4 separate regions of the Mus musculus genome follow, and all the other regions are linked to region 1. The links are chromatin loops, found by intact Hi-C in ENCODE. Cell type or tissue: gastrocnemius. All regions are shown on one strand. Links, peaks and the distances in the headings refer to the core of each region. The heading gives the core; the rest is flanking DNA.

Region 1 (5,447 bases), core at 329-5,328:
TGGGGGATGGGAATATCTCAGTGGGCCCAAGCCAAGGCATCCGTTGCCCCGGAGGACCATCCACAAGACAGTAAAGTATAGAATAGAGTTTATTCAGGGTATGGGGAGGGAGTTAAGAGGGTGTAGAGGCACAGAAAGGCAGAGAGAAAGAGGGGGAAGGAGAGGAGAGGAGGGGAAGGGAGGGGAGGGGTAGGAAGGGGAGGGGAGGGGAGGGGAGGGAGAGGAGAGGAGAGGAGAGGAGAGGAGAGGAGAGGAGAGGAGAGGAGAGGAGAGGAGAGGAGAGGAGAGGAGAGGAGAGGAGAGGAGAGAAGAGAAGAGAAGAGAAGAGAAGAGAAGAGAAGAGAAGAGAAGAGAAGAGAAGAGAAGAGAAGAGAAGAGAAGAGAAGAGAAGAGAAGAGAAGAGAAGAGAGAGTCTGGCCATGAACAAGTAGTTGTGAGGGGGAAGTAGAGGGAAGGGGCAAGGGATTCGCCAGTAGAGGAATCAGATTTTAATAAGATTTATAAGATTAGGTTTTAGTTGTTGTGCCCAGAGATTGAGTTACCATTGTTTCTGAACGAAGTTTGTGTTGCATTTTTCTTCATTTCAGCGGCATATCTAAGTTCAAGAGACAAAGCTATGGCGGCAAAGCACGGGTGCACCACAAAGGCCATGGGGGATTTGAAGCACGGGGTTGGCATGGTAATGACCCACCAGTGGCAAGCTAGTGAGCTGGGTGGAGAGATTGTGGAGTTCTGAGTCAGAGTATCCATGAGATGAAAACAGATCAGCTATTAACCACCAGTGCATGGCCAGCCAGGCCTCCTAGACTGAGAGTTGATGGCACAAGTGCGGGAACATGCTGCTACCATATATTTTTTTAATATTTCCCACAACAGTAATGAGGTAACAGACTACATCTCTGTAAGCTTTTTCTAGCTGTCAAGCTACAGTTACCTTAGCTGTCAATGTAGTCAGAAGTCTGAGAAAGAATAAACAATAATTTAGTAGTTGTATATTATTTACAAAATGACAGAGTCCACTAGCCAACAGTCCCTGTGGTCTCCATGGCAACTTGAGCAGTCAATCTGTCTTTCAAACACAGAAGAGGCAGGACTTTTTCCCTGTGGAATGGATATGTATGACATAAGAAATGGCTTAGCTTGATTTAGATAAGTCATTTGACTCAGGATATCCAGTTTTGTCCACTGTGTTTCTCAGTGATTATCATATCACAATCTAGGCAGTATCTTGTAGCTGGTTCAAATCTTCTGAGACCTCATGGGAATTTAAACTGTTAAAGGCTTTGGGAATTCTGTCTGTCATAAACTTAATAATTAGCAAACCTCTGACAAGATTGAGGGCTATGTCGATTGGTTATAACTGAATAGACCACATCATTATTCGATGGCAGTAGTAGAAACCATCATTATCTATAAAGACAGAAAGGGAATGAAAATCTGAAGTAACTTAGACAGGTTGTGTAAGTAGAGAAAAACCTATTTTTGAATTAGCACAGAAGCATTTGGCTAGGACTAGAGTAAGAAATCAGGCAGCAGTGGCATAAGATCATGGTGACAGAAAATTTGTTGGTCCAGACAGGTTCAGGCCTGTGACACAAACTGAGTGTGCATGCCGTGAGAACAGGGTAAGGGTGTGGGAGCGTGGATAGGTAAATGCTTGGATACAGGGAACCTCTTTCCATTTACCAGACCACTGGCAGTATGTATTAAGATGCCATAAAATAATTGAACCTAGTGTGCCATTAAGTGGCTATTTGGAGCCATTATCTAGTGGATACTGAATCTAGACCTTATTGCAGAATGTACTAGTTTTGATGCCCTCAATTCAGGTGTTAATTTCAGATATTTGATATTTTCCAGGAGACATCCCAGTGGGGTACCTTGCTATAGCTGTCCTACAGCCACTGAAAACTGGGTACTTGAAAGGGAGGCTGGGGATGAAAAAGGACAGGTGAGAGAAGGATGAAGCCAAGACAAAAGTTTCTGACCAAGGCTCAAAGTTTAATTTTTAGCTCTGCGTTTATATAAGGAAAGCCTACAGACCCCATCCTTAGTTTCAGCTGGATTATGTTGCAAATCAAGATCAGCAGGCTGTCTACTCCTGTAGAAAATGGACTCTGCCTGGGTCCAGAAAAGAGTTCAGGTTACAAGTATACAGCCAGGCTAGTTCAGGTCATCACATTAACATCCAGGGACTCTGCCAAGTCCCAGACTCACCAGAAAGAAGTCCAACCTAGATCTAGGAATTGTTGAATGGCTATAAGACCCTGAGGGGTTATGAACCATTTTCAAGAAGGGAAGTCATCCAAGGGTCTAAATCTTACCGTGTATGTCAGCTAGGAGGCAGGTCCTAAGGACTGGGGCATTGAAATTCTAGGGTTTTTTTTTTCTCCTTTTTTTTATTAGGTATTTTCTTCATTTACGTTTCCAATGCTATCCCAAAAGTCCCCCATACCCTCCTCCCATTCTTCTCCCCCCCCCCACTCCCACTTCTTGGCCCTGGTGATCCCCTGTACTTAGGCATATAAAGTTTGCAAGACCAGTGGGCCTCTCTTTCCACTGATGGCCGACATATGCAGCTAGAGACACGAGCTCCAGGGGGTTCTGGTTAGTTCATATTGTTGTTCCACCTATAGGGTTGCAGATCCCTTTAGCTCCTTGGGTACTTTCTCTAGCTTCTCCATTGGGGGCCCTGTGATCCATCCAATAGCTGACTGTGAGCATCCACTTCTGTGTTTGCTAGGCCCAAGAATAGCCTCACAAGAGACAGCTCTATCGGGGTCCTTTCAGTAAAATCTTGCTAGTTTATGCAATGGTGTCAGCGTTTGGAGGCTGATTATGGGATGGATCCCCGGGTATGGCAGTCTGTAGATGGTCCATCCTTTCATCTCAGCTCCAAACTTTGTCTCTGTAACTCCTTCCATGGGTGTTTTGTTCCCAATTCTAAGAAGGGCAAACATGATAAAAAGCAATCTACAGCAAACCAGTAACCAACATCAAAGTAAATGGTGAGAAGCTGGAAGCAATCCCACTAAAATCAGGGACTAGAAATTCTAGGGTTTTTGCAGACTAGTAGCAGGAAAGAAGGAACTGTATGGTTGGTGTGGGCCCATCTGACTGTGTAACTCAGATGGCAGAAGCTAGCCCCACACTGTGGACCGCAACTAGTGGCAGCAGCTCCTGTGGCAGAAGTCTATGAGTCCCACAGTGGCCAGTGGGTGGCAGTGGTTCTGCAGTGTGTCCTCAGTTGGTAGGGCGAGCAGCCCTTCCTGATCCTTCCTGCCAGGTCCTGGTGAACTCACTATGGGTGAGGCAGTGCTATGCTGTGGCCCGTGGATTACTGTGGCACCATTCTGCTGTCTCCTCGGTGGCGGCTGAGGCAGCTGCACCACATTGCAGGCCCCGTGGAGGTGGCCTGAGGCAGAGATGCTGCAGGTCAGGCAGTCTGTGGTTCCGCTCTGCTGCTTGGCAGTGGCTGAGGCCTCAGCTGCAGCAGCGGGGAAACTGTGTATTTAATTTGACCGGGCACTGCATGGGACATCCTACTAACAGCTGGAAGCCACAGCCCAATGCTTCTGACTGTTGGAGTCCACAGTGGGCAGGGAAAAGGAAGTGCCTGAAATAGGGTATTCCAAAACTCAGCAAGGAGCACACTATTCTCCCGGCATGCAGTACTGCTAGCACTCACTTTATAAGTCCCAGGCAGAGAGGGACTGGGTGGTGGGGAGAACGGACCTCCCTCTTGGGCACCGAAGAGTGGCCTCTCGGACAAGGCAAAAGCTGTTTTTCTTGTGGCTGCAGTGGGACATCTAAAAGCAACTACAACAGTGGACAAACAGGCAGAGTCCAGTGGCAGCTTTGGTGGGGGCAGCAGCTAGGAAAGCAAGTCTCACGAACAGAATCCCTGGCAGGGCACAAAGGGTGGAGCTAGACCCATTCCCCCCCCCCCCCCCGGGGAACCACAAGCAAATGCAAGAGGAGGGAGGGCAGTAGACAGAGTCCTTGGCAGCAGTCAGGGCCAGCCCCACTTTTGAGATGGCAAACTGGCTGAATGAGCAGCAGCCACAGCCGGAGCCAGCAAATGAGGGATTGGGGAGGGGAAAGTCTATGCCATGTTTAAGTATGGTCCCCATAGACTCATATATTTGAACAAGCCTATGGAGGACAGGGAGTGGAATGTGATGGTTTGTATATGATTGGCCCAGGGAGTGGCACTATTAGAAGGTGTGGCCCAGTTGGAGGAGGTGTGTCGCTGTGATTATGGGAATTAAGACCCTCATCACAGCTAACTGAAAGCCAGTATTCTGCTAACAGTCTTCAGATGAAGATGTACCACTCTCAGCTCTGCCTGCACCATACCTGCCCAGACACAGCCATGCTTCCAACTTGAAGAAAATGGACTAAACCTCTGAACCTATAAGCCAACCCCAATTGAATGTGGTTCTTTATAAGAGTTGCCTTGGCTGCAACCCTATAGGTGGAACAACAATATGAACTACCCAGTACCCCACAGAGTTCGTGTCTCTAGCTGCATATGTATCAGAAGATGGCCTACTCGGCCATCAGTGAAAAAAGAGGCCCATTGGTCATGCAAACTTTATCTGCCTCAGTACAGGGGAATGCCAGGGCCAAGAAGTGGAAGTGGGTGGGTGGGAGAGGGGTGGGGGAGCATGGGGGAGACTTTTGGGGTAGCATTGGAAATGTTGGTAATGGTGTCTGTTCACAGCAGTAAAACCCTAACTAAGGCACATGTCCACTCCATTCATCCCCATAGGAAAGGCCACAGCATGTTTTTGTTCTTCAGTTCTATCAGCCATCTTAGAAGGGTCTTGAAGCTTGGTACCATGAAAAAGGGGGACCACTCCTGTATCTTTTTTTGTTTGTCTGTATGTCTTTGGATATTTGTGAACCATGGAACTGTGGCCATAGATGGCCAATGACCCTTCGGGGAGGAGCCTCCTTTGCCTTCTCTATATATTCTCAAAGGGGAACTCCTGGTTAATAACACCCTTAGTAGTTTTATTGAGTAATTCCTCCACAGTTGTCCTCAGTTCTGGGTGACACTCTCTGAAGAATGCACAAGGCTTTGCAAGCTATGCTCCCTGGAAGTCTGTGTTTCCAGGGCTGTTTTTTTTTTTTTTTTTTTTTTTTGGTTTTTCGAGACAGGGTTTCTCTGTGTAGCCCTGGCTGTCCTGGCACTCACTTTGTAGACCAGGCTGGCCTCGAACTCAGAAATCCACCTGCCTCTGCCTCCCAAGTGCTGGGATTAAAGGCATGCGCCACCACGCCCGGCTTCTTTTTTTTTTTTTTTTCCAGGGCTGTTTTGATTGAACCACAAAGTGTGGTCGTGGCCTCATTGTCTTAATGATAAGTGACAGTGGCATTGTTTGTGTGCTTGTTGGCTGCTTGTCAATTCACTTTGCACAGAAGTCTGTGCAAGCCTTTGG
Region 2 (5,384 bases), core at 385-5,384, 79 kb after region 1:
GAGGGACAGGCCAGTGACCGAGACCACCTAGGGGTAACCACATCACACCAACGAGCACCAGAGGAAGGAGGAGGTGACCAGGGGTGAATGGGACCGGCTCTGTAAACTCCAGCGGTGTGTCCTGGGGCACTGAAGACATAGCCACTAAATTCTGGTGCTCCAAGGTTCCTATACAGCTGAACTGGCAAGGGTCATATGAGGAAGAGTCAGCACTTGGTCTTATAACTTCTAGGTGGGGCCTTGTTGGTGACACACTTATCAGCAGAGTCACAGAAGGGGACAGGGTGGCCTCTTATCTAACCACACAGCTCAGCCACATGGTTTCCAGAGAGCCTGCAAAAGGGTTCTCAGAGAACGTGAGAACTGTTCTAACTTCAGGGCCCCAGTAAAAGGGCAGCCTTTTGCCGGAAGCGCTCCTCCTTTTCATAATCTGCTCATCCCGTAGGGCAACTGAAGTTCCCTGTATGTCTTGGCCCACTGTCTCTTGACTGTAATTCTGGGCTCCCTGGGGCTAGGTAGGTCAGTTAAGTGCAGTTAAGATTTCCTGGCTGTCCCTATGGGATTTCCGTCACCACGATATTGGGGAGAAGTCTCCTGATTACTGATGTACCCAAAGATCGAATTTGGCTTTGTCCCTTTCGCGCACCTCCCCTCCCTATTTGCAGGACATCTAGAGTGGTTAAATCGCCAATAATCAGCCCTGTGCAGACTTGCTGAATTTGTAGGAATGCATCAGTAGACAAAACTAGGTCCCCGTCCTCTTGAAATCTACTTTCCAGCAAAAGAGACACTCCGTAAGCAAATACAATTAAATAAATAATGAATTAATCAAGTAGTGAGTGATAAAAAACGTAGCCAGGAGGCGGGAGGGGAAGAAGGGCTCCAAAGAGAGAGAAGCAAGCAGGCCTGGAATAGAGGAAGGCTGTTCTAGCCGCTGCCCTTTGTGGGCCCCAAGGAGGGGCTGAGTCCACGCACGCCTGCGGCCGCGGTCTCTCCCTCCGGCAGCCCTGCTGGTGCCTGGGTCCCCTGGATCCCGCCCGGGCTTTCCAGCCACGTCCACGGCCACGCCCTCCTGGTCACCTCCTCCCGGAGCCCGCCTGACCGGCTCTCACCTCCGGCGCCCGAGGGCCTGGCCCGTCGAGTGCGATGCTGTCGCCCCCTGGGCTTTCTCGCTCTGAACCCCGGCCTCCGCCCAGGTCGCAAACGTGGCCGCAGGAGCCGGGAGACCCCGCCCGGGAGGCTCGGGGTACCGCCCCGGCCGCTCCCCGCCCAGTACCCACCAGGCCTCCAGATCCGCAAAGTCGCCTCGGCTCGCATATTGGAGGGAAACTGAGGCCCTGGAAGGTGGGGACCTGCCTGCGCCACAGGACTCGTCGGTGAGGGGTCGTCTCGAACCCCAAGCCCAACCTCAGGCTACCCACAGGCCTCCAGCTCTACACCGAAGAAGAATAAGGAGTGCTCTTTTTCCCCCAAAAGTTTCCCCTTACAGCCCATCCAGTATCTCCCCGATCCGCCCCTCTCTTCCCTCTCGCGCGTGCAGAGCCAAACCAGACAAATCATCAGATAGGGCGCTTCCTAAAGCGAGCTCCTACACATCCTGCAAAACCCTGCTAAGGTTCTCAACCAAGTCTTTGGCTTAGCCCCATCTCTGCCTCTAGATATTGGCCATTTCGGCTTCTATCACCCACCAACGCAGGTCTGCAGTCCACTTGTGGTCCTGAGGCTCTACCTGGAGTCTGTCCATAGGCTTGCAGGGAAGGCTGCGGGGAAAGCACTAATAAGATAGGAGACCAGGATTCCCGTAGTCGCCCTGAATGCAACTGTGTTCAAATGCCTGCCTGCCTGCCCACGGGCTTTGTGGATTCCCACCTCAACCCTTGCTTTGCAGTTCCTGAAGCCCAGCCGGCCCTCCCCTCTCACCCTACCCCCACTTAGAGCTCCTTGACATTTAGGTCTCAGCTGTCCGCTCTGAGGTCTCCTCCCTGACCTCACAATGTAAACAAGCATACCCTACATTTTGCTGGATGTTTTAAGGGGGGAGTGTGGTGGTTGGTGGCTGCAATGTTCACTAACTTTTCTTCAACTAGTAGTATCCACTAGAGTAAATGTGTTACAAGGTGAAGGTCGCGGGAGGGTGGGTAAGGGGAGAATACAGCATGAGTTTCCTGAGGAGGGAGGGGAGAGCTTGCCGTTTTTAAATAGAAGAATGGGCAGAGTAGACCTCACTTGGACATATAATTAAGGGAAATGAGGGTGTCGGCTATGCCCATATCTAGAAGTGCATTCTAAGCAGAAGGCACAGCTGGTTCAAAGGCTGTGTTTGAGGGGCCACAAGGAGGGCAATGAGGAAGATGACGGCAGGGAATAGGGTCAAAAGGTAGAGGGTGGGGTTTAGAAACACCATTTCCCCAAACTAAGAGAGTAGCCATCACACAGACTTCAGAGAGACAAGACCAGGGCTGGGTTGGGTTCGTTTTTTTAGGTTAAGTGTGTGCCCGATTATCTGCCTGTATGTGCACCATGTGAATGCCTGGTGGCCTCAGAGTTCAGAAGAGGGCATCAGATCCCCTGGCATGTGAGTCTGGAGACGGACCCTCGTGCTCTGCCAGAGCACTAAGTGCTCTTAACCACTGAGCCATCTTACCAGCCCACAGAGCTGAGTTTTCAGGTTTGCCTTGGCTGCCTTGGAGAAGTAAGGTGGACAAAGGAGGCCCTTGAGGGCTGTCTCCGAATCATCCAGGCAATATGTAATGAGGCCAGCGTTACTGGGTGGGATGAGAGGTGGAATTTAAAGGCAGGAATCAATTTTTGGACAATTGCATGTAAAGGCTGAGAGAAAAGATTGGCAGAGAAGTCGGTTTGCCATTACCTGATAGGAGGAAAATGGCACAGATTCGGAGAGGGGACAGCTATGATCATCATCGGTGTAAAGGCATCCAGAAATAGTGGTTGGCACCTAGCCTGTGTTTAACATATGAATAAGTAATGAATAAATACATTTGGGGAGTGGGTGGGCGAACAACCCCTTGGGTGTCAGGTGGAGGGGGCAGCCTCCTGACCTTTCGAGAGCTGAAACCCCACCCAGCCTCTTTCACTACCGTTTTCGAGTGGTTAAGAGCAAGGTTTCAGGTGGATTTCTGAGTTCGAGGCCAACCTCGTCTAGAGAATGAGTTCCAGGACACAGAGAAACCCTGTCTCGAAGAAACAAAACAAAATAAAACAAACAAACAAACAAACAAACAAACAAAAAAAGAGCAAGGTATCGCCCTCTGTAGGAATTCACTGCACAGCTACTTACTGAGCACGGGCAGTGCGGGCCACCACCCCCGCCCTCTGGGGCGGAGGACGGAGGACTCCAACCAGACCCGAGGCACAGCGGCGCGCGCACAGGGCGCCCAAGCCGACTTCCCACGGGAGCGCGCCTCGGGAACGCGCAGAACGCGAGCTTAGATGGGCGGAGCTTTTGGAGGCTGGGAGCTGGGGCATAGAGGGAGGGCACGGCGTTGCTAGGGGATTCTGATTGGTTGCTCAAGAAGGGTTGTCCCGTGACATTCCGCCTCCCGGGTCGCTATAGGTACAAGCGGCCGCCACGGGGGCTTTCACGGCTTACCGCGGACTGAGCGAGCGCGAGGGTAAGAATCAAGGGGGACCCTGGGCCTGCGATGTTTAAGAACCGAGAATCTGAACCCACACGGGGACCTGGAACCGGACATGGCCTATAGCCTTCCTTCTTCCTGGTATTCCTAGAACCAGTCACAACCGCTCTTGGGCAAAGTGTCCTAGACTATTTGTAGTTCTAAAAGAAGAGCTTAGATTCCGGGAAGTAAAGGGTAGGGAAGGAGTGTGTGAGGGTAGTGAAAGCGACTTGGGACCAAATGTGGAATCCGTAACTTTTATTTTCGGAGATAGGGTCTCTCTACCTAGTAGCCCTGGCTGGCCTGAAACTGGCTATGTGGACCAGGCTGGCCCAGAACTCAGAGATCCTCCTGCTTCTACCTCCTGAGTGCTGAGATTAAAGGTGGGTCCCACTATGCCCGGTGGGATACATAACATCTGTTATCTTCCACAGTTCAGCATATAAAGCTGCTAAGAGCAGATTCGAGTGGGTCCTGAGATTTGACTCCAAGGCAATGTTGCAGAAGACAGGTACCCTCACCTACTCAGGTGGCTTTGCAGGGGAGGACTGTGGCGAGGAAGCCCCAGCCCTCCTCTTTCTTGATGGGGGTATGTGGGGAGAAGTGTGCCTCTCCTTGGAGCTGGGCCAGGAAAATCAAGGAGATGCCCCACACCTCAGAATCGTTTCCCCTCCAAAGAGGCCACTTCCTTTTTCAGCCCTGCTCCAGTGTATAGGTCCTATCTTACCCGATCCTGGCGGGCTGTAGCAGCCCTGTCATGTGGGTGTGGTAATTTATATATAAGGAAGCTGAAAGCCAAGAGGAAGGGGCTTGTGTAGGTGAGCAGCTGGGTACAAGTCCACCCTGACCAACCCCTTTAGGCCCTTCTGAGGCTTTCTGAGGTGGAGAGCAAAAACTCCAAGGCCTCAGAAACCCAGAGTCCACAATGAACTGTCATTTCTGTGTAGGGAGGGAGGGAAGAGGGCATCTGGTCTCATGTATATCAAGGACATGACTTCAGGGGTCCGTTCCATTGATTCCCAGTCTGTAGCAACAGCTTTTTGAATACATTACTTTGCCCCATGTACCCCCCCCCCCAGACTGCACTCACAGGCTGAGGCAACTCTAACCCTACTGGCCTGTACCTGGGGAGGGCTGAAGGGCTGGAGGGGTTGAGGTGATGACTGGGGTTGGGGGGTGGGGTGCTGTAGGAACCATTTACAAGTCACCATCCACCTCCCCCTCAGTGCTCTTACTGGCCCTGGTGGCTCAGGTACTGATGCTGGAGAATGGGCTACTGCGGACTCCACCCATGGGCTGGCTGGCCTGGGAACGCTTCCGCTGTAACATCGACTGTGTGGAGGACCCGAAGAACTGCATCAGGTGAGTAAGATCTGCTTACCCAGGGCAACAAAATGGGGTCAGTGGGTCAGTGGGTGAAAGACACTCATCAGCAAAAATTTTAAAAAAATTTTTTTAAATAGAAAAATGCAGAGTCAGAATGAATGTATCTGACACCTAGCCCCATGACCTGCTTGGGGCCTCAGTAGGTGTACTTGGCCTCTGAGGTAACTGAAAGAAGATAAAATGCCAGACAGGCCCCACAGGCTTCCCTAGGCCTAGTCCTGCCCTTTGGCCTGGATGCCAGACCACCTCTTTCTCGCCCTACCCTAACCCTGGAAGGTCATTTACACTTGTTATCCTGGCCCCACCTCAGCTGACAGTAGAGGCTTGGTTTTTTATAGCCAGAATTCAGAGCAGAGAGAAAGA
Region 3 (5,447 bases), core at 203-5,202, 150 kb after region 1:
CTGGTTACCTGGGAATCCCATCACCATGGTTCCTGCAGCTGAGCAAGATGGGGGAGGGCAGCAGCTGGTTCTAGAAGAAAAGGGCTCCCTGCCTCTGGACATGTCCTGGAGATACCCAGGGGGAGTAGTCCAGCAGAGTTCAGGAGAGAGAGCTGAGCTGAAGCTGGAGAGCTGGGGTTACACCGCAAAGAGTGAAAACGGAGGCCGCATGCACAGTGGGATAGGAGAGGCTCTGACGAGCCGAGGACTCAGCTCACGAATTGGACTGGATATTTCCCAAGCCTTTCTCCTGACCCAGAATCTGAGCTGAGACATCCATAGAATTTCTAGCCCTTGTGCTGACCTGTTTATAGACATGTATAGGATTTACACACACACACACACACACACACACCTCCAACTTTAAAGAGCTGGAGCCAAGACTTCCAGGTAAGGCTGGCTGTGAACGTTATCCTTCCACCTTTACCTCCCAGTCACTGACATTCCTTTTAAGTAGCAATTCTGTGTTTTTGCTCATTAGCCTTTTTTTGCGGGGTGGGTGGGGAGATGTCCAGAGAGGGTTTCTCTGTGTAGCACTAGCCATCCCAGAACCTGCTCTGTAGACCAGGGAGGCCTCGAGCTCAGATAGACTTTCCTTAAAGCTGGAATCATCTACAAATCACCCAATTATCCTGACTTTTTAGAGAACTAAGAAACAAGCATAGAGCCAGGCGTGGTGGTGCATGCCTTTAATCCCAGCACTCAGGAGGCAGAGGCAGGCGGATTTCTAAGTTTGAGGCCAGCCTGGTCTACAAAGTGAGTTCCAGGACAGCCAGGGGTATACAGAGAAACCCTGTCTCAAAAAAAAAAAAAAAGAGGAGGAGGAGGAGGAGGAAGGGGAGGAAGAAGAAGAAGAAGAAGAAGAAGAAGAAGAAGAAGAAGAAGAAGAAGAAGAAGAAGAAGAAGAAGAAGAAGCAGCAGCAGCAGCAGCAGCAGCAGCGGCAGCAGCAAGCATAGATCCTGGTCAAGAAGGGGACTTAGCATATCCTCAGCTGTGAGCCTTCCTCCTGACAGTGTCCTTCAGCCCCTCAACCCCTGCCCCCTTTTCTGCCACCTATTCAATTCTGACCAGAGAGCCCCCACTCTCTTTCATAACCTGGTGAGCTGGATGCATCCCTGCTCACCCACCAGCAGATCTTCCCCCAACCAAGCTCTTGCATTTACCTTTGGGTTCTGGGGCCAGGTCCAGCGAGGTGGGTTCCTTGAGGCTGTCTGTGGAAGCACCCACAGCTCCATGGTCCTGGGCTGGGTCTGTGCTTCTGCTCGGCTTTTGAGGAGAGGTAGCATAGGTAACCGTGTCTCTGATAGTCCCATTGTTGACAGTGTGTGGCTTGGTCTCACTACTGGCTGGGTCTGGGCAGACCAGCACAACTGAATCCATGGCTGTACCTAGTCTGCTTGTCTCCAGTGCAGGAGAATCTGTCATTGTGTCCGGCCTGCCTACGGTGGCTCTGGCCAAAGCTTTGACTGTGTCCAACCTGGTTATGCCCTGCTTGGCCTCATCCGATGTTGGCAAAGCCACGTTTGAGTTCCCCGTGGTCAAAAGCTTGACACTTTCCTGCTTGTCTGATGCTGCAGTTACCAAATTCGGAACCTGGCCTGACTTGGTTGTCACTGCTCTAGCTAAATCCCTGGCTGTGCCTGCTGCAATTGAGTCTGTCACTTTTCCTGACTTGGATACTACAGGTAAGTTGGTGGCCAGGTCCATCCTGGCATCCAGAACAGGAAGCTCTGCGCTTCTGACCAGTCTGGACTGGTTTAGTGTAGGCATATTGATAGCCAATTCCGGTCTGTGGAGAGCCACTGTGCCTATATGTCTGGCTTTATCTAGTTTTGTGCTCACAACAGACACATTTGCAGCCGAGGTAGCCCTTTGGAGGTATGCTCGGGATCTGGGAATACCCCTGGGCCTGCACTTGCCTCTTCCTGGAGAGGCTCTGGAAGGGACTTGTCCCATGGGACCTGGCCCCGGGAGGCTTGACGAACTCTGAATGAACTGAGCTTGGAAAGGTAAAGTCAGGCATGAAGACACCAGAGGTTTATTCCCTGTGGGTGTTCTGCTGGCTTTGGTAAGTTCTGGGTTCCCATGGCCTTCAGAGGAGGTCCTGACCTGTGGCACATGAGCCATGAGTGGCAAACTTGAAGCAGACAGCCTCCCTTCTCTGTGGGTGACAGCCTCCTTGTGCAAACTGGGCAATTCTTCCCAATGAGAAAGTGAGGCATCTAAGGGCCGCGTTTGGACATTCTGGTGTATTGTTAAGGAAATAGAGCTGAGTTTCCTGGGCATAAAGCTATTGGGAGGCATGGAACTCAGGGACCCCGTGGCAGTGCCCTGTTGGGACATACTACAGGCCCTGGATCTAATGCTTGGCTGTTTGGAATTCTCTAGGACACTGCTTTGGGGGAAGGCATCCAAACGCCCAGTCTTCTTGATGACAGGGATGAGGGGGGACACATCTGCAGTGAGCTTTTGGTGGGTGTGGTGCCCCAGCATGTGGCTGTGAGAGAAAGATGTTCTGGGGCCTGGAGCCCTGTGTGGCTGCATCTCCGGAGGAGCAGGTGCGAAGGCGTGGTTCATCCAGGCTGTCCAGCTTTCCCTAAGGCAATCACAAGGGAGGAGGGAGGGACAAGGACAAAGTCTCAGCTCTCAACCAGCAGGTGGCGCTGCCAGCCTGAGGGAACCTAGCGTGAGGGCCTTAGGGGAGTTTGTGTTTTCCTATGGCCCAACAGCTTCCACCTGCTGCAGATTGACACACACCTCATACAGCTGCCCAGTCTGCAGCCACATTATAGGCACTGCCATCAAACAACTTGCCCCTGACATCAGAGAACCCAGCATGGAGTTTAGCTGTCTCTTTTCCCTGGTTCCGGAGGGTGGATGCTCTCCCTGGACAGCTCTGTGGAGGTTACATATGAATTCAAGGACTCTGGAGGAAGGCAATCTTGCCTGTCTCTTGCAGAAACCACCATAGCAATGAAAACAAGAGTCCAGGTATCTGGGTCAGAGACTGTGGGATGTCCAGGTGGCCTGAGAACAGAGTCTGAACCGGGAGTCCCTGCACCCCACTAGGAAAGAGCCCCTGAGCTGGAGTATTGCTGGTGAGAGACATTTGGGGGAAGCCTGAATAGGGTGGATGTCAGCTGAAGGAAACTGTGCCTGGCATCAGGCAGCTCCTAAGGACAGCCCACAGATGAGAAGGGAGAGCCTCCTTTTGAAAGCCCCAGCACAGGACTTCCAGGCTCTGCTTGGCAGAGTAGAGATAAGGCTGAAGGTGAACAGGGTCCAGGAGAGGCTGCAAAGCTGTTCGGGTCCTGCAAGATAACTTGATGCTCGCTGCTCTTAGGAACAACCATTTCAAAGACAGCTTGAAAGGGGAAATGTTGGGAACGGATCTGAGAGTACTGGATCCGTGGGGCGTGACTGAAGGACTCTGAGGTCTGGGCAGTGGGTCAGGGATGAGGTTGGAAAAGGCTGCCTGGGGGCAGGGAGTTGAGAGAAAAGGGGGTCCCCAGCTCGATGATCCAGTGTTGACAGGTGACAGGTTGACAGGTAGTCGAACCATACTCCCCAAGGTGGTCTCCAGGGTCCCCAGGGGGCTGACTGGTGCTGCCTCTGGGACAAAGTTATCTCCATTACTTTCAACACCACAGGCCAAGACTGGCCGGGGGGGGGGGGGGGAGGGCAGGGGAGAGGCGGGGGAGGTGAGGGCTGCCAGTAGAGAGTGGTATCGCATCCGTCTCTCTGAAGTTTGGAACAGGAGAAGCAGGATGCAAGGGGGCTCTTGTTCTGCCTTAAGGGATGGCTTTAGCCTATCATCTCTGGCCATGTATTTCTCTCAACTGTCCAGCCTCTCTGCCTCTTCTCCATTAGGCATATCCCTGCCGCCCTGACCTCTCTTGCCCACTGTTCCCACCACATGCACCTGGGCACACCGTGTTCACCCTTCGCTTAGCCACAGACCCAAGGACCAGAACTCCTGAGGTCACCTTGTTCTTGTGTCACTAGATCCTTGCCTCCTCAGTGAGCCCCGTGTCCTGTGAACACCTTGGTTCTACCCTCCCCACATACCCACACACACACACACACACACACACACACACAAACAGGCAGGCACACCTACCTGGATCAGAAGACAGAAAAGAAGCCGGTGGTTTTCAGTCAAGGAAGCTGACCTCTTGCAGACCCCACCCACTCCTCTGCACCCAGAGGCTAGCCATGTGGCCGGGCTCAGAGACCTCTCTTCTCTGGGTCCTCTCTTGAGCTTTCACTAAGCCTCCTGATCATAGTCCACTAGCTGAGGGCCCAGTTCTCCCCTGACCTGTCCCTCTCGCTGGACTGGGCTCCGGGCAGGGAGGCTCTGGCCTCTTGAGAGTGGGTGGCAGTGAATGGCTGCTCTGAGTCTCTGGAATCCTACAGAGCTATGGGCGTCAGCCAGCTGAGCTGCCCTATACGCGCAGAGCCACCTAGGGAGGGGATGGCACATAACCCATGTGTCCTTGTCTCCAAGACTGGACCCTTGAGAAGTGTCACCAGTAAGAGAGAACTGAGCTACTCCAACGGTGATGTCCCTGTTTGTCTCATGCCCTCCCACTTTCCCTCTGCAACCACCTAAGACTTTGCTGACCCCAGGGCCATCTGTGTCCATGCTCCTGCGGTTGTGCTTCATGTTGGGATTTCTGTGTATACAACTGTACCCTTCAAATCCATTCTCTGAGACCCATCCTGCTTCAGACAGATCCTCTGCTAAGTAAGACTCGGGGTATGAAGCTAGCCAGCCCCGGGCCAGACCTCAAAGAAATCCACAGACCTACCCCAGCTGTCTCTGGTGAGGCAGATCCTCAGCAGCCTGTGGCCACTGGGCTAAGAACCTTTTCCTGGGTTCCCCAGCACCAGGCTGCTCTGTCACATGATAGTATGAGAAGGACCGTGGTGGGAAGAGACGCCATTGGCTGGGTACTTACTCTGTGCCAGGGACTGAGCCAGGCTGGAGAAACTCAGAGTCTTCTGCCAAAGCCAGGCCCGTAAGCAGATGGGCACAGCATCTCAGCCACAGAGTGCAGGCCACAGACGTGCCCTAAACACTCACTCTGAGCCAGGAGCCAAGCCCAACGTTCTCTTGGCATGTCCTCGACCCATCATCTTGCCACTTCCTTTCTGCCATACCCCACAACACTGGGGGCTCTGGCCTGCTTTCCTGTGAGCTGCTCGCCTTGGCGAGTGAGCTTCTGGCCGGCCAATAGAACTTTCTGTGATAATGGAAATGTTCTATGTGTCCACTGTCCAATAAAATAGCCACCAGCCACAGGCGGCTCCCGAGCACTTACCACTATTCTATGATGACCAAGGACCTGGATTTTTTTTTTCAATTTTATTTCATTTGAATGTCCATCTACCATATTGGACAGCA
Region 4 (5,447 bases), core at 239-5,238, 63 kb after region 1:
CTTCTGGGTTTCTTCCCACCCCTCATGTTCTTCTTCCCTGATTGGCCTAAAAGTGAGTGTTGTATGAGGTCATTCTGGCCCCTCCTGTCATCTATCTTACGATCTGTCTGTCTGTCTGATTGACATATATACAGAGAGAGAGACAGAGACAGAGACATAGACAGAGACAGACAGAGAGAGAGAGACTCTCAATATGTAGCCTAGGCTAGCCTAAACTCAATATATATACAAACTCCCAAACTCTAGGTCCTTCTCTGTTCCCTTACCCGCCTAAAATTCACATTCATAGTGACATAGTGGTTGTGAAATGCTTCCTTCTCTGACTGAGGTGGGGCAGCACACCTCCCTTGGTTTCCCAATGAGGGCTTCTCCTATTAGAGAAGCCATTAACAGTGTCTAGAAAATTGGTCTTATGGCTGAGACAGATCAATAACAACATGACTGATTGCATGATTCTGCTGTTCCTATCTGCTGCTTCAAGTCCTGGTGAGCATTTTAAAGCAGAGCCACCACATCTTACTGAGAGTGCTGCTAGCAGTGTATTCAACTCTAAGTTCTGTGAGTCACTCAGGACTCCGTGTCAATGAGTACGGTATCAAGCTCATCCTGCAAGGAAGCTAGGAGAGGGGAAAGGAAGTAAGATCAGTTCTGGAGAGGAGGAAGGGGATAACCAAGAAGGATACACAGAAGGGGAGAGCCAAGAAGGAAGGGATACACAGAGGGCAGGACTGGGCCTTAAGGATCCTTCTCACTGGGTTGGGTATGGGTTAACAAGAACACCTCTAAACCTACTTACCAAGCACGCCCATCTGGATGACAGTCAGGGATCCAGAGACTTCTTTGTGTCAGTGTCCACGTAGCCTACAGACAGCCTGGGAAGAGTGTCAATACCAGCCTTGCCTGGGAGTTGGGTGCGCAGGCCCTCCTTTTGCAGGGAGGGTGTGGCATCGTGATGTAGAGAGCTTTCAGATAGACAACCCCTCCATATCTGAGAAGGGTGTCATGCCAATTGCCTCAAGGTGGTTCTAAGTGTGCCCGGCGAGGGGTAACACCCTCACTGGTACTCCTTTGGTTCAGTTCAACGCCATTCAAGGATAAGGGGGCAGTAACGAGGTGATGAGGGAGCGCCATGTGAAGTCCTGAAGACATGGAAGTCACAGTGACATGGGAGGGCTTAACACCGAGCAGCCTATCCTCTGAATCATAAGTAAGAAGGGAGCCTAGCAGCGTCCAAGTGCCATCCACTCACCCAGCCAGTGTTTGTTGAGCTTCCATGTGGGGTACAGCAGCATGCTGGGACACAGAAAGGACACAGAGCCTGCCTCTGAGGGTACTCAGTGATATCAAGTGAGTGGGCATAGCGCATGACAGCAATTCCTACCTCCTCCAAACCTCATAAAGGTCGCTGAATCACGACTATGTACCTGTAGATGGCCAAAACTAGAGAATGTCTTGGTTTATATGCACATGAAATACTAGTCACGACAGAAAAGACTACATTTTAGACCTTAAAACAAGTCTGAAAAACTAAATTTTTTAAATAATTTATCTGTATGTGCGTGTGTGTGTGTGTGTGTGTGTGTGTGTGTTCATGTGTGTATGTGTATAGGGACCACATTATGCAGGTGCTTAATAGAGGCTAGAAAAAAGGTTACTGGGCCCCTTAGAGCTAGTTATGGTAGTTGTGAATCATCCAACATGGGTCTATAAAGAAAGTCCCAGGTTAGCCAGGTTTCAAAAAGGAGGGGAGAGAATAAAAGAAAAAAACAAAAATCAATAATGTGGTGGTTTGGGCCCCATAAGTTCATGTGTTTGAATGCTAGGTCCCTAGTTAGTGGAACTGTTTTGGGAAGGACTAGGAGGTGTGGCCTTGTTGGAGTATGTGGCCCTTGTTGAAGATGTGTCACTAGAAGTGACTAGAGGCCGGCCCAGTCTTTCTCTATTGTAAGACCTCAGCTGCTGCTTCAAGGCCACTCATGCCTGCCTGCTGCCATGCTCTCCTCCATGAGAGTTTAAATGCTGTGTGCTGAGCATATCTGTGTGCATTGTACTTTGACTGGAAGTACTGTTTGTTCAAATCACCACAAAAATATCCATAAAAGCATGGTGCACTTACTATATTAGAATGTCGTTAGGCAGCAATTCTTCAGCTTTTATTTATATAGCAGCGAATATATATAGATATATACCATAGAGTATAGATATAGATTAGATACAGAGGTAGATATAGCTTCCATGGTTTGGGATGTAAAATCCCTAGTCTAAAATGGAAATGATTAGGCTAGGTGAAGTAGCACTAAGGAGACTGAAGCAGGGGAAATGTGGAGTGCAAGGTCAAATGTAACTGCGGGGCTGGAGAGATGCCTCAGTGAGTGCTTAAGCACTCTAACTGCTCTGCCAAAGGACCTGGGCTCAATTCCCAGCTCCACAAAGCAAATCATAACCGTCGGTCCCAGAGGAATCCATAGCCTTCTTTTGGCCTCCATGGACTCCAAAAAGCACACGTGGCGCACACCTATACAAACATCCAAAACACCCACACACATTTATTTACAAAAAGGCAACCGCAAGTGCTGTGGGCACAAACCTGCAGAGGCAGAGAAATCACTGCAAGCTCTGAGGCCAGCCTGGCTGGTCTACGTAAGTGAGTTCCAGGCCAGGCGCAGTGAGACGACAACTCAAAACAATGGCATGAAGTAAGTAAACAAACGGGGCTGAGAAACGCCAAAAAGCTCAAGCCAGAGGCGCTTTTGCGATCGACACCATGTCTACAAGAAAACGGTTTTCCGGAAGCACATACACAATATGCTCAGCAGTACGCACTGTTGCTGCGGAAAGACTGCCATTGCCGCCTGGCACCGTTATCTATGCCCGAGGTCTTCTCCTCCGAGCCTGCCAACCACGGCGCCTGGCTGAAGGAACAAACTTTTGGTAAGAGCAGACAGAGCGCCTCACCGCTGCCTGAAGCCTCGACGCTGCGCCTCCTGGTGGTTCCTCAGCGCCGCCGTTGAACGAGCCAACCCCGGATCGGTGTTTCCGCGGTAGAGCATGCGCATTGCAGAGCCCGAGGCTTCCAGCCAATCAGAGAGCCCTAGTCCAGTCAGTCCTTCCCTCTGCACTGCAGGAGGCACGGCAGCGAGTCCCGTGGCACCGCGCGTGCGCACGCTGAAGGGGCGGGGCTTCCTCGGCAAGATGGCGGCCGCGGCCACCGGCCTGCGCCAAGCTGCTGCTGCGGCAGCCAGTACCTCGGTGAAGCCCATTTTCAGTCGCGACCTGAACGAGGCCAAGCGGAGGGTGCGCGAGCTCTACCGCGCTTGGTATCGGGAGGTGCCGAACACCGGTGAGAGGCAGGGGTGCATTCGGGGCGCCGGAGGCACCTGCCCAAGGTCTCTCGGCCGAGCTGAGGTCACGTAGTGGGACAGAAACGAGCCCTGGGCTTCGGGGGAAGGGGGTCACCCGAGCCAGAGTGCCCCACACCGGGACAGGGCTTCCGAGCGCCCCAGTTGCTTTGGTGGCCTTTGTTCCTTATTTCTTATGGAGCCCCTGGGAGGGGCGTCCGCGGTCCTGAGCTAGCCCCGGGTGCTTCTTGAACCCAGCTTTACAGTTCCAGAGAAGGTTCTAGATGCCCATTCGATTTTGTAACTAAAGTGGCGAAGGGCTTTAGCAGTTATCTGTTACTTAGTCTGGAGAACAAACTGCATCACGAGAGGGAAACGACTTGACGAAGGTCACCCAGTAGCTGCCTGCTGCCCTTTGAAGCCTCCAGACGAAATGGCCCCTCAGAGCTCCCCAGCTTTGCTCACTAGATCAGCTTGCCCCAGAATTTTGAAGTCTAACCCCCTTCTGCTGCAAAACACGCCTTTTCCCGTAGGTGGGAGAATCTAGTCTGTTCACCTGAGTGGCGAGTGTGAATCTGCAATCTTGGTTGTCTCCCTCAATGCTGCCACTGTAGTGGATTTTAAAAGGGGGTTAGCGAGAGTTCAAATGTCCTACATATGTCAGGGACATCTTTTGTTGTTGAGTAGACATGTATTTAACTTGAGCTGATCTGAGGGGAAAGGCGTTTTCCAATGAGTAACAACAGCTCCACAGCACGCCTCAGCACTGCTTGAGAGGCAGCCACACTGTCCTCAGTTTCGACCTTTATTAGCTGTGTGACCTTGGGTAAGATTTTTCACCGGTATTTGCTCATCTGTGAAATGGCCATAATACTGTCTTCTTCCGGGAGTTACTGTATTAAATAGGTTACTTAAGTAACTGATATAAAACTCGGGGGAGGCACTGATGGGAGAAGATTCCTCTTAGTTATTAGAACACAGACTGGAGAAAAAACAAAACAAAAAAACCATGCCCACCTCAGGCTGGAGTTTACCTGACAGTAGTTATAATACTGCACCCTTCAGTCTCTGGGCCTGATGCTTCACAAATACTAAGATTCTGAGTGACGGGTTCTGTCTCAACTTAAACTTGTCTCAGTTTGTCATTGTACAGTTCTTTCCTGAAATCCCTGTGTGCGCACTGACCTTGGTGACAGCTCTCTCAGAACCTAGCCTAGTGTTCACCATTTCTGCAATCACTGAATTGGAGTATAACAAAAGATTCAAACCTGATTTAGACACAGCATGATTTTGTCTGTGTTTTTGTGACTTTTTGTTGTTTTGTTTTTCTGAGACAGCGTCTCACATTGTAGCCTTGGCTGGCCTGGAACTTGCTACGTAAACCAGGCAGGCCTTGAACTCAAAGAGCCATCTGCCTCTGTGCTACCACACCGGGCTTGGTTTTGTTTTTGGGTGTTGTGTTTTGGTTTGGTTTGTTGTTTTTTGTTTTTTTGAGACAGGGTTTTTCTGTATAGCCCTGGCTGTCCTGGAACTCACTTTGTAGACCAGGCTAGCCTCGAACTCAGAAATCCGCCTGCCTCTGCCTCCCGAGTGCTGAGATTAAAGGCGTGCGCCACCATGCCCAGCACTGTTTTTGTTTTTGTTAAGGTTTTGCCTCAATTCTGGGATTAAAGGCATCTGCCACCATGGTTGGCTGATTGCAGTTTTATAGATCAGAGTGGACATGTCACAAGAATGGCCAGTGCACAAGGTATCTTCACTAAATGAATATACTGACCTCTGTAGCCAGAATGTTTAACACCTAGTGATCCTTTTGTATCCTTGGTGTCCTCAGCAAATCTGCCGAAGGCTGAGTGTCAGGGGATGGGTGACTAAAGCCTGCTTTTCTCTTTTGAAACAAGATCTTGCTGTGGATTCATAGCACCATACACAGCCACGGCAAACCTCCAGCCTGTAGGCTGGGTTTACAGTCCTGTTACCACTAAGTCCAGTTTACAACCTAATCTCCAAAGGACACCCATGTAGCACATTAAGTTCAGTCACCTGAGTTTGTGCCACTGTTTAGCCACTGACTTAATAGATTGGTGAATACTGTGACTTTTTAAATGT

Evidence for each region. A loop is a pair of places that touch in the nucleus more often than their neighbours do. Peaks named below come from ENCODE experiments on the same cell type or tissue, not always from the same donor. Only the 100,000 strongest peaks of a DNase experiment are listed, where the experiment ranks them.
Region 2: it touches region 1 in a loop (3-fold over the local background); 2 of 42 quality-filtered maps call a loop at or near these places.
Region 3: it touches region 1 in a loop (5-fold over the local background); 16 of 42 quality-filtered maps call a loop at or near these places.
Region 4: it touches region 1 in a loop (5-fold over the local background); 16 of 42 quality-filtered maps call a loop at or near these places.

The regions. Positions count from the first base shown.
Region 1 is chr15:82,415,492-82,420,938 of GRCm38, reverse strand. No RefSeq gene overlaps it. Among named protein-coding and RNA genes, the nearest start is that of Cyp2d10, 11 kb to the right of the region's middle. In gastrocnemius, for the core only: a CTCF peak has its summit at 3,221 (motif pointing right); DNase peaks (open chromatin) are centred at 3,240 and 3,901; H3K4me3 peaks cover 798 bases; H3K27ac peaks cover 953 bases.
Region 2 is chr15:82,337,000-82,342,383 of GRCm38, reverse strand. Naga (N-acetyl galactosaminidase, alpha) reads left to right here and starts at 3,558. Exons shown (of 10, transcript NM_008669.4): 1 at 3,558-3,632; 2 at 4,070-4,146; 3 at 4,862-4,997. The coding sequence starts at 4,131. It overlaps Pheta2 (PH domain containing endocytic trafficking adaptor 2), which reads right to left and starts at 1,205. Exons shown (of 2, transcript NM_177391.4): 1 at 1,113-1,205. In gastrocnemius, for the core only: a CTCF peak has its summit at 3,290; DNase peaks (open chromatin) are centred at 1,131, 3,081 and 3,451; H3K4me3 peaks cover 2,900 bases; H3K27ac peaks cover 3,533 bases.
Region 3 is chr15:82,268,622-82,274,068 of GRCm38, reverse strand. Septin3 (septin 3) reads right to left here and starts at 5,267. Exons shown (of 12, transcript NM_001368785.1): 1 at 5,002-5,267; 2 at 1,204-2,636. The coding sequence starts at 2,617. It overlaps Gm52180 (a long non-coding RNA gene), which reads left to right. Exons shown (of 3, transcript XR_003951511.1): 2 at 1,448-1,725. In gastrocnemius, for the core only: a CTCF peak has its summit at 2,678 (motif pointing right); DNase peaks (open chromatin) are centred at 2,688, 3,592, 4,447, 5,110 and 2 more places.
Region 4 is chr15:82,351,974-82,357,420 of GRCm38, reverse strand. It overlaps Ndufa6 (NADH:ubiquinone oxidoreductase subunit A6), which reads left to right and starts at 3,130. Exons shown (of 3, transcript NM_025987.3): 1 at 3,130-3,340. The coding sequence starts at 3,193. In gastrocnemius, for the core only: no CTCF peak of the experiment used is centred there; a DNase peak (open chromatin) is centred at 3,099; H3K4me3 peaks cover 3,384 bases; H3K27ac peaks cover 3,089 bases.